Linked DNA regions of Homo sapiens: region 1 is linked to region 2. A link is a loop called in an ENCODE intact Hi-C map of the cell type or tissue named here. Cell type or tissue: heart left ventricle. All regions are shown on one strand. Each heading gives the region's core, and the rest is flanking DNA. Links, peaks and the distances in the headings are about the cores only. Region 1 overlaps ALS2CL (ALS2 C-terminal like). Region 2 overlaps MYL3 (myosin light chain 3).

Region 1 (5,363 bases), core at 217-5,216, 190 kb after region 2:
CCGTCACATTGTGCCGGGTGACGTGCACGGTCTCCCTCTGCCCTAGCCGGAGATGCATGATGACAGGCAGTGTGATGTGTTCTGAAAGTGTCCAGGGCAAAGCGTAGGGAGAGGGTGGATTTGTGCAGGGTGCAGCTCTGGAGAAGAAGCTGGATCACTCTTGGTCCCATTCCCTAGGCCCTGAGCAAGTCAGGCTCCTGGCTCTGGGTGTGGCTCCCCCAAACGAAGTACTGACTTCAGCCTGTGAGGGGAGGGTTGAGGGAGGCTCTGGAAAGCCCAGCCACACCTGAGTCCCTGGCAGTAGCCTTGGGGCAGAGGGCACCCGCAGAGTCCCAGAGATGATGTGGGCAGTGGGCAGAGAGAGCCTTGGCGCCTCTGTTTGCCACCACTTCCCCAGGAAGGAGGGACAGCATTTCTCTGGCTGGTTCCACTAAATGTGCCAGCCCAAATGCAGGGCATGGGCTCTGGTTCTGCCAGGAGCCTGTGACACCCCCAGGAAGGGGGTGGAACTGAGGAAGAGCGAGGATATGCAGGCACTCATGCTTACCGGGACTGGGGCAGCTCACTAGGATTCTATCCTTTCCAATCGGCATCAGCCAGCTCTTGTCCCCTGATAAGTGAGGACAGCCTGACCCTGGCCTCAAATGCAGCCATCCCTGAGTTCATGCGATGCTGACGGGACCCCAGCACACTTCCCTGCCTCCTTTGAGATCTGCGAGCCCTTGCTGCAGTTCAGATTCAACAAGGCCCTCTGCCCACCCTCTCACTAGGCCTCACCCAACACCAGTGGAACTGGAGCCTCTGGCTGGGCACAGTGGCTCACTTTGGGAGGCTGAGGCAGGAAGGCTGCTGGAAACTGAGAGTTCAAGACCAGCCTGGGCAACATAGTGAGACCCTGTCTCTACAAATACAAAATAAAATAATTAGCTGGGTGTGTTGGTGTGTGCCTGTGGTCCCAGCTACTCGGGAGGCTGAGGTGGGAAGATCCCTGAGCCTGGAGGGTCGAGGTTGCAGTGAGCGGAGATCGCACCTCTGCACTCAATCCTGGGTGACAAAATGAAACCCTGCCTCAAAAATAAAAATAAAAATAAAAATAAAATAAATAAAAAAGAGCATCTGGACAGAGCCTAGGGGGCTGCAGTGTTTTAAAAGGGTCCTGGAAGAGTCCAAGGGCAGACAGAGCTATATCAGACCCTTACAACGAAACCCACAGAGCAGGCAGGCAGGCAGGAGTCCTTGCTGTAGATGAGCCTGACCACTGCAGTGAGTGCTTCATGCACAGAAGACCCACCCAGTCCACATTCCAGGGTGACCTCTCCCAGCTGCTGCAGGAGCCCCTGGCTGCCCAGAGAGCCTGCTGGTGCCCAGTCTCTGGATGGCAGGGTTGGCCAGCAGGGACCCTAGCACCTCAGTGATCTCACTGATGTTCAGAGCAGCCTGGCAGGGCCTAGCTCCAGTCCCTCCACCATTCTAGTTCCCACCTCTTTCCCGGGATGAGGATTCTCTCTTCAGTGGTGATCTTGAGGAAGTGCTAAGATTCTTCCTAATAATCCCAAATGGCACTTCACAATCACCTGGGACAGAGTGGAGAGAGGCACAGGGAGACACGGCCCATTCACGGACTCAGGCAGTTTCCTCTCCTGTAAGGGCTGAGTCCCAGGCTACAGTGGGACTCAAACACATTGGCCTTGCCCTCGGGGGCCAGGACGTGGGGCTGAGAATGACAGATACCCAAGGGGCCAAAGGCCTTTTCAGTGAGCAGATGTGTCCAGGTTGCACAGCCGGACCACCTGCTTATCCTAGACGGCAGCCCTGGCCCTGGACAACCGCCCCACCCACAACTGCACCCGGGCCTGCATGCAGTCAATCATACAACCTCTAGTCCTGCTTCCCCCAGGCCCACTACTCCCTTCACCAGTCAACTCCATCTGCCACCCTGTTCTGCCCTGCCCTCCTGCTCCTGCCCCTCTCACTCATCTCTTTTCTTGCAGAAATGCCCTCCTCCAGTCCCACTAGGTCCTAGGCAGATCCATCCTTGCAGGCCTAGGTCATATGAAGCCCCTGTTCCCCTAGGAAGAAGGCTTCTCTCTTCACAGCCCCTTTCCAGACCTGGGCCCATGTTTCATTGCTTTGGCGGGGGCTCTCTTGCCTCCAAAGTCAACAGTCCTCTGTGGTGTCTTCTTCCCATCCTTCCCCCGGGCACAGTGCAGGCCGCCTCGCCAGGGGCCTGTGCTCCACAGCAGTTGGGGACGAGGACAGAATACAGGTTGACACGGGAGGGGTTGGACTCTGAAGGGCCTGACCCCCAGAGTAGGTCAGCATCTCAGACTGGCTGGAGAAGCATCCGTGCAAACAACCCCTCTGGTGTGTCCAGGATGGACGGGCCCCAGGGAAATGGAGCCCCGGGCAAACACAGGCCAGGAGTAGACAGCAAGTTGATGCTGATGCCTCAGGAGAAGGGGAAGAAAAGATGGACACCCTCTGTGCCTTGCTCCATAGTCACACACGGCACCAGAGGCTCAGGCCTGGCCCTCCTGGGGCCGTGTGCCCACACCAGGCAGCTATGATGCCAGTGTGGCAGGACACCTCCAGGCACTGCCCTACTGCTTGGTTGGAGCTCCAGCTGCAGGAAAGCCACAGAGTGGCGTGGCCAGGCTATAGCCAGTGACCCAGAGGTAGTGGTGGATGGAGAGGGCGTTCTGAAAGGGACCAGGGCACAGCATGGCCCCATGAAGTCCTCTGAAGGGACTGCTGACTTCTTTGTCAGCGAGCCTCCCCAGGGGCCTCCTGGATGGCAGCCCTGTTCCCTGTCTGGAGTATGGTCTGGAACAGCTGCCCCACAGTGGGAGCTGGCAGGCATCTGAGGGACCCGAGTGCTGACCAAGCCTCTGTTCATTCACACCACCCCCGAGGATGCTGGAGCCAGTGCGTGAGCAGGGTGCCCACTGTGCATGCCCCTTGCCTACTGCAGCTCCAGAGAAGGCTGGAGGGATGCTGAGGCCAGAGGGGTGACCAGGGGCTGCTGGAGAGGTGCTTAGTGTCACTGTGTGAGTGAAGCAGATGCTCACTAGTAGGGCCCTAAGGAGGGCCCCAGGACCTCAGCTGTCACTCTCCCAGAGGGACGGCTGACCACTGGGGCCCAGCAGGGGACAGGGGCTGCCCTCTTATGGGCACCTGGGAAAGGATAAGGCGAGGGTCTGGGTTAAAGTCAGTGTGAGGGATACAATTAGGGATTAGGGTTGAAGTCAGGGTCAGTGTCAAGTTAGATTTAGGGACTGGAGTGAGAATGAGGGTCAAGGTCAAGCTCAGATCGGGTCAGGGCTTTTCTGGTTGGCTTTGTCAAGGGTTGTACAGACACGTACTCTGGTGTTTACTCTTGCTGCGGGCGAGAACCTGGGATGGGGTCCAGGCTGCCAGGTCTTGGTCTCTCTGGGACCTTGGCCAAGTCCTTTTCCTAACTGGGTCCTGTTTGTTGTCTGTAAGCAAAGGAGCTGCCCAGACACCCTGTTCTGCCATGAGGAGCACCCTTTGCTGTGAAGGGCAGGCAAGAGATGCCGCTTGGGCTCTGGATGCACTGAAGAGGACCCACGTGCGGGCTAAGCACTTTATGGGCTTTATCTCAACTTCCTCATGACCAAAGCCCCAGGAGTCACAACCCAGGAAACCTAGGCCCTCAGGAGCAAGCAGAAACACACACTCTGTCCCCAATAAACAGGGGGCTGAGTAGCTATGATGGACTGGACCCACACGGCCTCATACCAGAGCCCAGGTGCCAGCTGGGTGACTGCACGACTCCAGCACTACCAGGTGCAGAGCTGGAGCCCAGGTGTTTGGCCACCTGTCCCTGTTCCTTGCCTTCAAGACAGGCAAGTTTCTCCCAAAGTGATCTTCTCATATGCCCCCTGGCTGAGGCCTGGCCCCTCATGTCCAAAAGTATTTGGGAGGAGGTGGAAATGAGGGAGTGCGGTCTAGTCATCAGGGTCAGGTGGAGGATGATAGGTCCAGTGGCTCATTAAATTCAGAGCAGTAGCTATGATCTGTGAAAAGCACACAAGAGAGTGTTTGGTTTGTTTGTTCGTTTGTTTTGGCAGTAGGGTACCAGCGATAATAAGATGAGGCCAAGGGAGGCCTCATCAGTGTCTGGAAAATTAATCATGTTTCATTGCTTTGGCGGGGGCTGTCTTGCCTCCAAAGTCAACAGTCCTCAGTTGAGGCTCTCTTGAGAGAATGGGTGTCCAGGAGTTAGACTGAGGGCAGTGGTAATGGTCTGGGACAAGGTGACCACAGCATTCTGAGACGACAGGTGGGCCAGGTGTCCTGCAGGCGAGAGCCAAAAGACGCTAATGGTCTGGCCTCTCTATGCCTCCGGGAGCCTAGGGTGTTCCTTCTCCTCCAGCAGAGCTGCTCCGCTTTTCGAAATCCTCACTATTCCTAACCCACAGTGTTCTTCTGGAGGTGATTACTATGTATCACCCCAGACGTGCGGGCTGCGCCAGCGGCACTCTTAGGAGTGATCACGCCTGAGATAATGATCATGATCATTATCATCAATATCCACAACTGCCCAGCGCTCGCACGCAGAGCCAGGAGGTAAGAGTGACCGGATTAGCATCTCCCACACCAACCCCCACCTTGCAGCCCACGGGTCAGTAGCCCGGGTTCCTCCATGCAGGGATGGAGGTGGGCAGAGAAGAGTGAGGAGGATGAATTATGCAGCAGGGTCTCTCACAGCCAGTGTGGGTCTTTTCTTATTCCCCCTCCCTACCTCATAACTAAATATTTTATTTAAATGAATGGTACCTTCCTGGAGAATTGCCACAATTAGAGTCCACTTATCTTTTCAGTTTTTTTTTTTTTAGTTCATCTTTTAAGTCACCTGCTGTCTGTGGGTGGTAGGCGACATGAAATGTCCCACACAGCAGCCCTCAGATAGCTGCCTATTGCTGGTTCTCTTGGCTATGAGGGCGGCATCATTGTCCGACTGGATGTGCTCCAGGAGTTCAGATATGCAGCAGTACATTTAGGACTTGTCAAGCAGCACGGCCCACGTTCCCCGCAGATGGGAATTGCTGCATCTACGGTCGTCAGCACCCAGTGGTGCTCCTGGCAGAAGGGGAAGGGGTCCGTGGAGTCTGTTTTCCAGGACTGGCCAGGTCAGTGTACTGGAGTGCACAGGTCGCTGTGTGCACTGGAGTCACTTTGTCCCTTGACTGTGGAGCTGGTACACTTGCAGGCTTGCTTGGCCTCATGTGCTGGCCTCACTAGGCTTTGACGTGGGCCCCAGTCCTGAGCTATGGACAGATGGCCAGGCCTCGTGTGATGGTGTATCCAGGTGGCTCTGATGCTTACCTGGGCTATGCAGA
Region 2 (5,363 bases), core at 49-5,048:
GGACTTCTCATCCTTGGGGAATCCTGGAGTCAGCTGGAGCCAGGCAGGGATTTTCCTTGTTCAGCTGAGGGGTCCCAAGTCCATACACGCTCCCAGCGTGGATGAGATAGGGAGTAAGAAGAAGCAGGGCCCCTGTCCAGGCTGGGTCTCGTTCAAATCACCGAGCCCAGAGCTGGTAGAGCACTTCCAGGCCTCAGCTTTTAGGTAGGGAACTTGAAGCATCAGCTGGCTGGGGACATTCTGAAAGCTGTGCAGGAAGCTGGTCATGGAGCTATGACCAGTGGCCCCAGGAGCCCTTCCCCAACTGCAAAGTCTTTCTCAGAGTCTAAACTTGGAGGGAGCCATGACTCCCACCTGTGGTATCTGCATAGCAGCACGTACCCTGTGTCCTGCCTGCTCCCTGTTCTTGGCTGGGACCACTGCTGCCCTGGCTGCCTCCTCAGGAGCCCTGTGGAACCCTCGCCATCCCTGCATGCCCAGCAGGACCTACATTCCATCGGTGAAGTCTTGCCTCCTGTTCATGAGCCCTTCCCAGAGACACCTACCATGTCCTTTGAGGCAAGGGTTCAAATCCCAACTCTGCTCCATTTTAGTTGCCAAGTTCTTCGCTGCTCTGAGGCGTGGTTTCCTCAGCTGTGAAACAGAACAGCAAGTCCCCTCTTGCAGGGCTGCTGGGAACCATTCAGAGTATATGCACCTGGAGTTGGCCACCCAGGTCCCAGGCTTGCATTCTGCAGGCCTCATGGTGAGGCTGTGACCACAGCCACGGCCCATAGTGGCATTGTCCTTTCTCGCCAGGCCTTAGGTTGGCACAGACTTCCTTCTGAGAGGTGGGGACAATGAGACCCCTCATGCGCCCTCTTCCCCCATCCCCAGGTTGCAGGTAAAGGGCAGGGAGCCTTTGCCAGGAGCCCAGAGACCCTAATCTCAGTAGGCTTCCTGGTGGAGAGAGCTCTCAGGGAGCCAGGAATGACAACCTGTTCTTCCCAACACTGGGTCAAGCCAGAAGCCAGGAGGGACAGTCATGGTAGGGTGGCCCTGAACAGGGTGTCCCTCTGTGCCGGCATGCACTGTGGAGATTGGTGGGGCTCCGTGGCAGCAGCCATGAGAGAGACGCCAGTCATGCCCCTCCCCCAACCTCCTTTCCCTTGTGTGACCTTGACCTTGGGGCGAGTGACTGCAGTGATAAAAATAGACCTGGTATCCGGTGAGGAGGGGGACACTGGATCCCGGGAGGCCTCTTGATTGACGTCAATCAAGGTGGCCCCAATGTGACTTCAGCAAACACTCAGCAGCACTGCCCTGGCCCTGTGCTGTCCTGGGGTGTGGGAGCTTCCCAGGGACCTACGGACAGGGTGTGTGAGAAATAGGTATAGTGGGGCTGGTGAGTGACTGCCTGGTCTTTAGGGCTTAGGGGGCTCTGTGAGGGCAGACGTATGTAGACACATGCTCACACACAAACATGCACACTTGTGCTCACCCTCGATGCTTCCAGCCACCAGCCCTCGGCCTGTACCATTGCCCTTACTCCTTCTACCACCCTGGGCCCTCCCATCTCACTTTTGCTGACAGTCCTGCCCACCAGGCCCCAAGCAAAGCCAGCCTGACTGGGGCTTGTGGCTTAAGGTACATCTGTCCAGAACCGGGAGCATCAGGTAAGGCCCACGCTGGCCTGAGGCCTTGGGCATGTGGCCTCCCTCCTCACTGCTACCCCTGCCAGGGTCCACCGAGCATCAGGGCCTCGGTGCACACAGCCTCAAGGCCTTCTGGCTGGAGAGGTGGAGGGGGGCAAGGAGGCAGGAGGGCGTCAAGATGGACTGCAGGAGGTCCTGGGGGTGCAGGCTGGGATGCTGGAATGGGACAGGCTGAGACAGTTGACATTCTGGGCTGGCCACCGAGTGCCCAGGAGGAGGTGTGGCCCCACCTTTTAAGCCGGGCATCTGAGTCTTTGGGGTCTCTTTTCAGATTGAGTTCACACCTGAGCAGATTGAAGGTGAGCAGGGGTCTTGAACCCAGGGGTTGCAGGATTGGGCTGGGGTTCCCTGGTCTGAGGGTCCTGCCAGGGGTGTGGGGAGTGGGGTAGGCTGACCCTGGGAGTGTCTGTGGCTCACTGCCCTCTCCTGGCAGAGTTCAAGGAAGCCTTCATGCTGTTCGACCGCACACCCAAGTGTGAGATGAAGATCACCTACGGGCAGTGTGGGGATGTCCTGCGGGCGCTGGGCCAGAACCCCACACAGGCAGAAGTGCTCCGTGTCCTGGGGAAGCCAAGACAGGAAGGTAGTGCACCTGCCCGAGAGCCCCCATAGTGTTAGTACCGGGGAGACTGGCTGGGTGGGCTGCCATCCATCCTGCGGGATAGCACGAGAATCTTTCCTGACATCTCGCATTGTCCCGATGAGGGCACCGAGGCCAGTCACAGGGCCATGCCGACCAGGTGACATGCAGTAATGGTTTGCTGGAGCATCTGGATCCATGCTGATTTGCCAGGCCCCCTGGTGGTAGGCGCTGACACCTATGGAGAAGTGAGAAGGTCGGGCAGTGACAGCAGTGGGCAGTGGGATGCTGTCATCCCAATGCTTTGGGAGGATCACTTGAGGCCAGGAGTGAGACCAGCCTGGGTAACATAGTGAGATTCTATCTCTACAAAAATTAAAAATTTAGCTTGGCATGGTGACATGCACCTATGGTCCCAGCTACTCAGGAAGCTGAGCCAGGAGGATCCCGTGAGCCCAGGAATTTGAGGTTGCAGTGAGCTATAATCACACCACTGTACTCCAGTCTGTGTGACGTAACAAGAAGACCTCGTGTCTAAAAATAAATAAATGAATGAATAAATACATAAATGAATAAAATTTTAAAGCTAAAAAAAAAAAAAGGAGTGAGGCCCAAGCCCCCACCAAGGGTTCAAAAGTCCCAGGGAAGGTCTCTGATTGGCCTAGCTGCTCCTGACCCAATCACAGGTGGTGGAGGGTGAGGTCTATAAGAAAATGCCACGAGGGGAGGACTGTTTCCCAAAAGTAGGCAAGGGGTTCTGGACAGAGCCCTCCGTGGTGGCTCAGGGCAGCAAACTCCCTTTGTGAATAGCAAAGGGCTATGGAAACAGTGCATTGCTCAGTAGACTGTAAAGTGCCTCGCGATGGTAGTTTGCTTTTAAATGGCAAACTGGTGTAGACTGCTGTGAGAACTGGTGTAGACTGTTGTAGAACTGTGTGAGAGGTGGGGATAGCTCCTCATTATCAGGCATGGGGGAGGGGTGTGCCCACCCCAGCCTTAGACCCTGGAACCTGGGACCATTTCTCTGCAGAGCTCAATACCAAGATGATGGACTTTGAAACTTTCCTGCCTATGCTCCAGCACATTTCCAAGAACAAGGACACAGGCACCTATGAGGACTTCGTGGAGGGGCTGCGGGTCTTCGACAAGGAGGGCAATGGCACTGTCATGGGTGCTGAGCTTCGCCACGTGCTGGCCACGCTGGGTGAGGGCAGCCTCCTCCCCTACCCCAACTCCTTCCAGGGACATCCTGGGAGAAACCACTCTGTTGCCCCCCAGGCCTGTGACCCATTGGTGAAATGGAGAGAGTTACATAATTAGGGAGCCTCAATGGCAGACAACAGAAATGTTACTTAGGAGGAGAGTAAAGCAAGCATGCTGGTGCAGCTCACAGAAGGGGGATGACATCAGCTCTGGGGACAGAGCAGGGCAGGAAGGAGCCGTCTTGATATGCTCCCCTCCTTCCCACGACTCCAGGCCACCGTCCTGGTGGTCATTACTCCAAGGTCAAATTCCAGGGCCACAGCCCTAAGTGGTCAAGCAGGTCAAGTGCCTGCCGCCTGGGGGGATCCTGACCTCTGTGGAGCCCTGTGTACCTCCCACTTATACCCCTACCATCGGCTGCCTGCAGCAGGGGGTCCCTCTTCAAAGTGATTTTTTCCTGCAGCAAACATTTGAGTGTCTACTGTTTCAGCTCCGTGCTGGTCTCTCTCTCCTCTCTCTCTCTGTGTGTGCATGTGTGTCTAAAGGTGGGGGTAAGAAGGGGGAGCTGCGGCTGGCATTTTGAAGGGGGGCCAGCACAGCACACAGAAGTACGGAGGCAGGAGAATACCAGACTTGGGGAGCAGCGGGTGGTCTCTTGGCTCCCTCCACCACCCTCTCCCAAGATCCCCAACTCCACCCCATGGGCCCTTCCTCTAGCCTCAAGGGGCTGCCCCAAGGGACTGCTTCTAGGGAGCCCTGGCTTCGTCCTGGCGGAGGGACCCCCTCCCAGCCTAGTGGGACAGAGGACAGCACGTACTGCACCCCAGGCCCCTTCTTAACTTGTCACTGATTCTCCTGGCCTCAGAAATGGGGTGATGGCCAAGGTCTTGTGAACAGTGCTGGTTGTGGGAATACTGGAGAGGTTGAGCCACCATCTAGAGGGATTCAGTGGGTGCCCCCACCCCATCATGCCTCTGCACGCACGGTGCTGACTCAGCCTCCCACTCCTGCCAGGTGAGAGGCTGACAGAAGACGAAGTGGAGAAGTTGATGGCTGGGCAAGAGGACTCCAATGGCTGCATCAACTATGAAGGTGGGCTCAGCAGGGGCAGGGGTCTTCTGGGAGGGGAGTGCTGGGACCCAGGCTCCCAGCCATGGCTTCCCCATGTTGCACTCCTGCCACTCACTCTCCTCTTCTTTCCAGCATTTGTGAAGCACATCATGTCCAGCTAAACCTCGTGCCCAGGTAGGCACCCACTCCCTCCTGAACCCGCTGCTGCCACCTGCCCACACTCCACCAGCTGCAGTGCTCACTTGACATCCTGCTGCCTCCGTCTCCCTCCTCCTCTGTAATCTGCACTGCCTTTGCTCTCAGGAAGCCCAGGGAAGGCTGTGCAGGGACGTCTCATCTCCCATGTGTGATGCTGACACCAGCGGCCTGGAGTCGTGGGAAGGAGGGGAGCCTTACCAAGACTCCTGCAAAAACCCTTGGACCTCTCCACGTGGTTGCCGTCTCTGGCCCCTCTCAGGCTGTGCTTACCTGTGACAGCAGCTCTGTCCCCACCCCATGGGCCTCATGAATAAATGGCTTCTTGCCGGCCTTCCTTTCTGACTTATTTCCCTTCCTCCCTCTCTTTTTTCCTTCTCTCCTTCCTTCCCTCCCCTCCTCTTTTTTCTTCCTTTTCTCCCTCCCTCCCTTCCTACCCACCTCCCTCCCTTTCGTCCTTTCTTCTTTCCTGCCTTCCCTCCCATTTTCCTCCCCTTCTTCCCCTTCTTCCCTCCTTTCCTTTCTTCCTTTCCTCTTTTCCTTCTTCCTTCCCCCTTTTTTTCCTTCCTCCCTCCTTTTCTCCCTCCCTCCCCTCCTTCCTTCCTTCCTTTCCCTCTTTG

The links. Peaks named below come from ENCODE experiments on the same cell type or tissue, not always from the same donor. Only the 100,000 strongest peaks of a DNase experiment are listed, where the experiment ranks them.
Region 1: a loop joins it to region 2, with 3 times the contacts of the local background. A loop is called at or near these places in 1 of 110 quality-filtered maps.

What each region holds. Positions count from the first base shown.
Region 1 is chr3:46,664,758-46,670,120 of GRCh38, reverse strand. It overlaps ALS2CL (ALS2 C-terminal like), which reads left to right. Exons shown (of 26, transcript NM_147129.5): 26 at 1-1,126. Among named protein-coding and RNA genes, the nearest start is that of ALS2CL, 26 kb to the left of the region's middle. In heart left ventricle, for the core only: no CTCF peak of the experiment used is centred there; DNase peaks (open chromatin) are centred at 300, 2,900 and 3,440; H3K27ac peaks cover 2,828 bases.
Region 2 is chr3:46,857,590-46,862,952 of GRCh38, reverse strand. It overlaps MYL3 (myosin light chain 3), which reads left to right. Exons shown (of 7, transcript NM_000258.3): 2 at 1,966-1,993; 3 at 2,128-2,277; 4 at 3,305-3,478; 5 at 4,492-4,569; 6 at 4,681-4,722; 7 at 4,852-5,081. The coding sequence ends at 4,709. Among named protein-coding and RNA genes, the nearest start is that of MYL3, 3.2 kb to the left of the region's middle. RefSeq lists an enhancer at 2,157-2,657. In heart left ventricle, for the core only: a CTCF peak has its summit at 2,501 (motif pointing left); DNase peaks (open chromatin) are centred at 282, 1,152, 1,752 and 2,352; H3K4me3 peaks cover 5,000 bases; H3K27ac peaks cover 4,859 bases.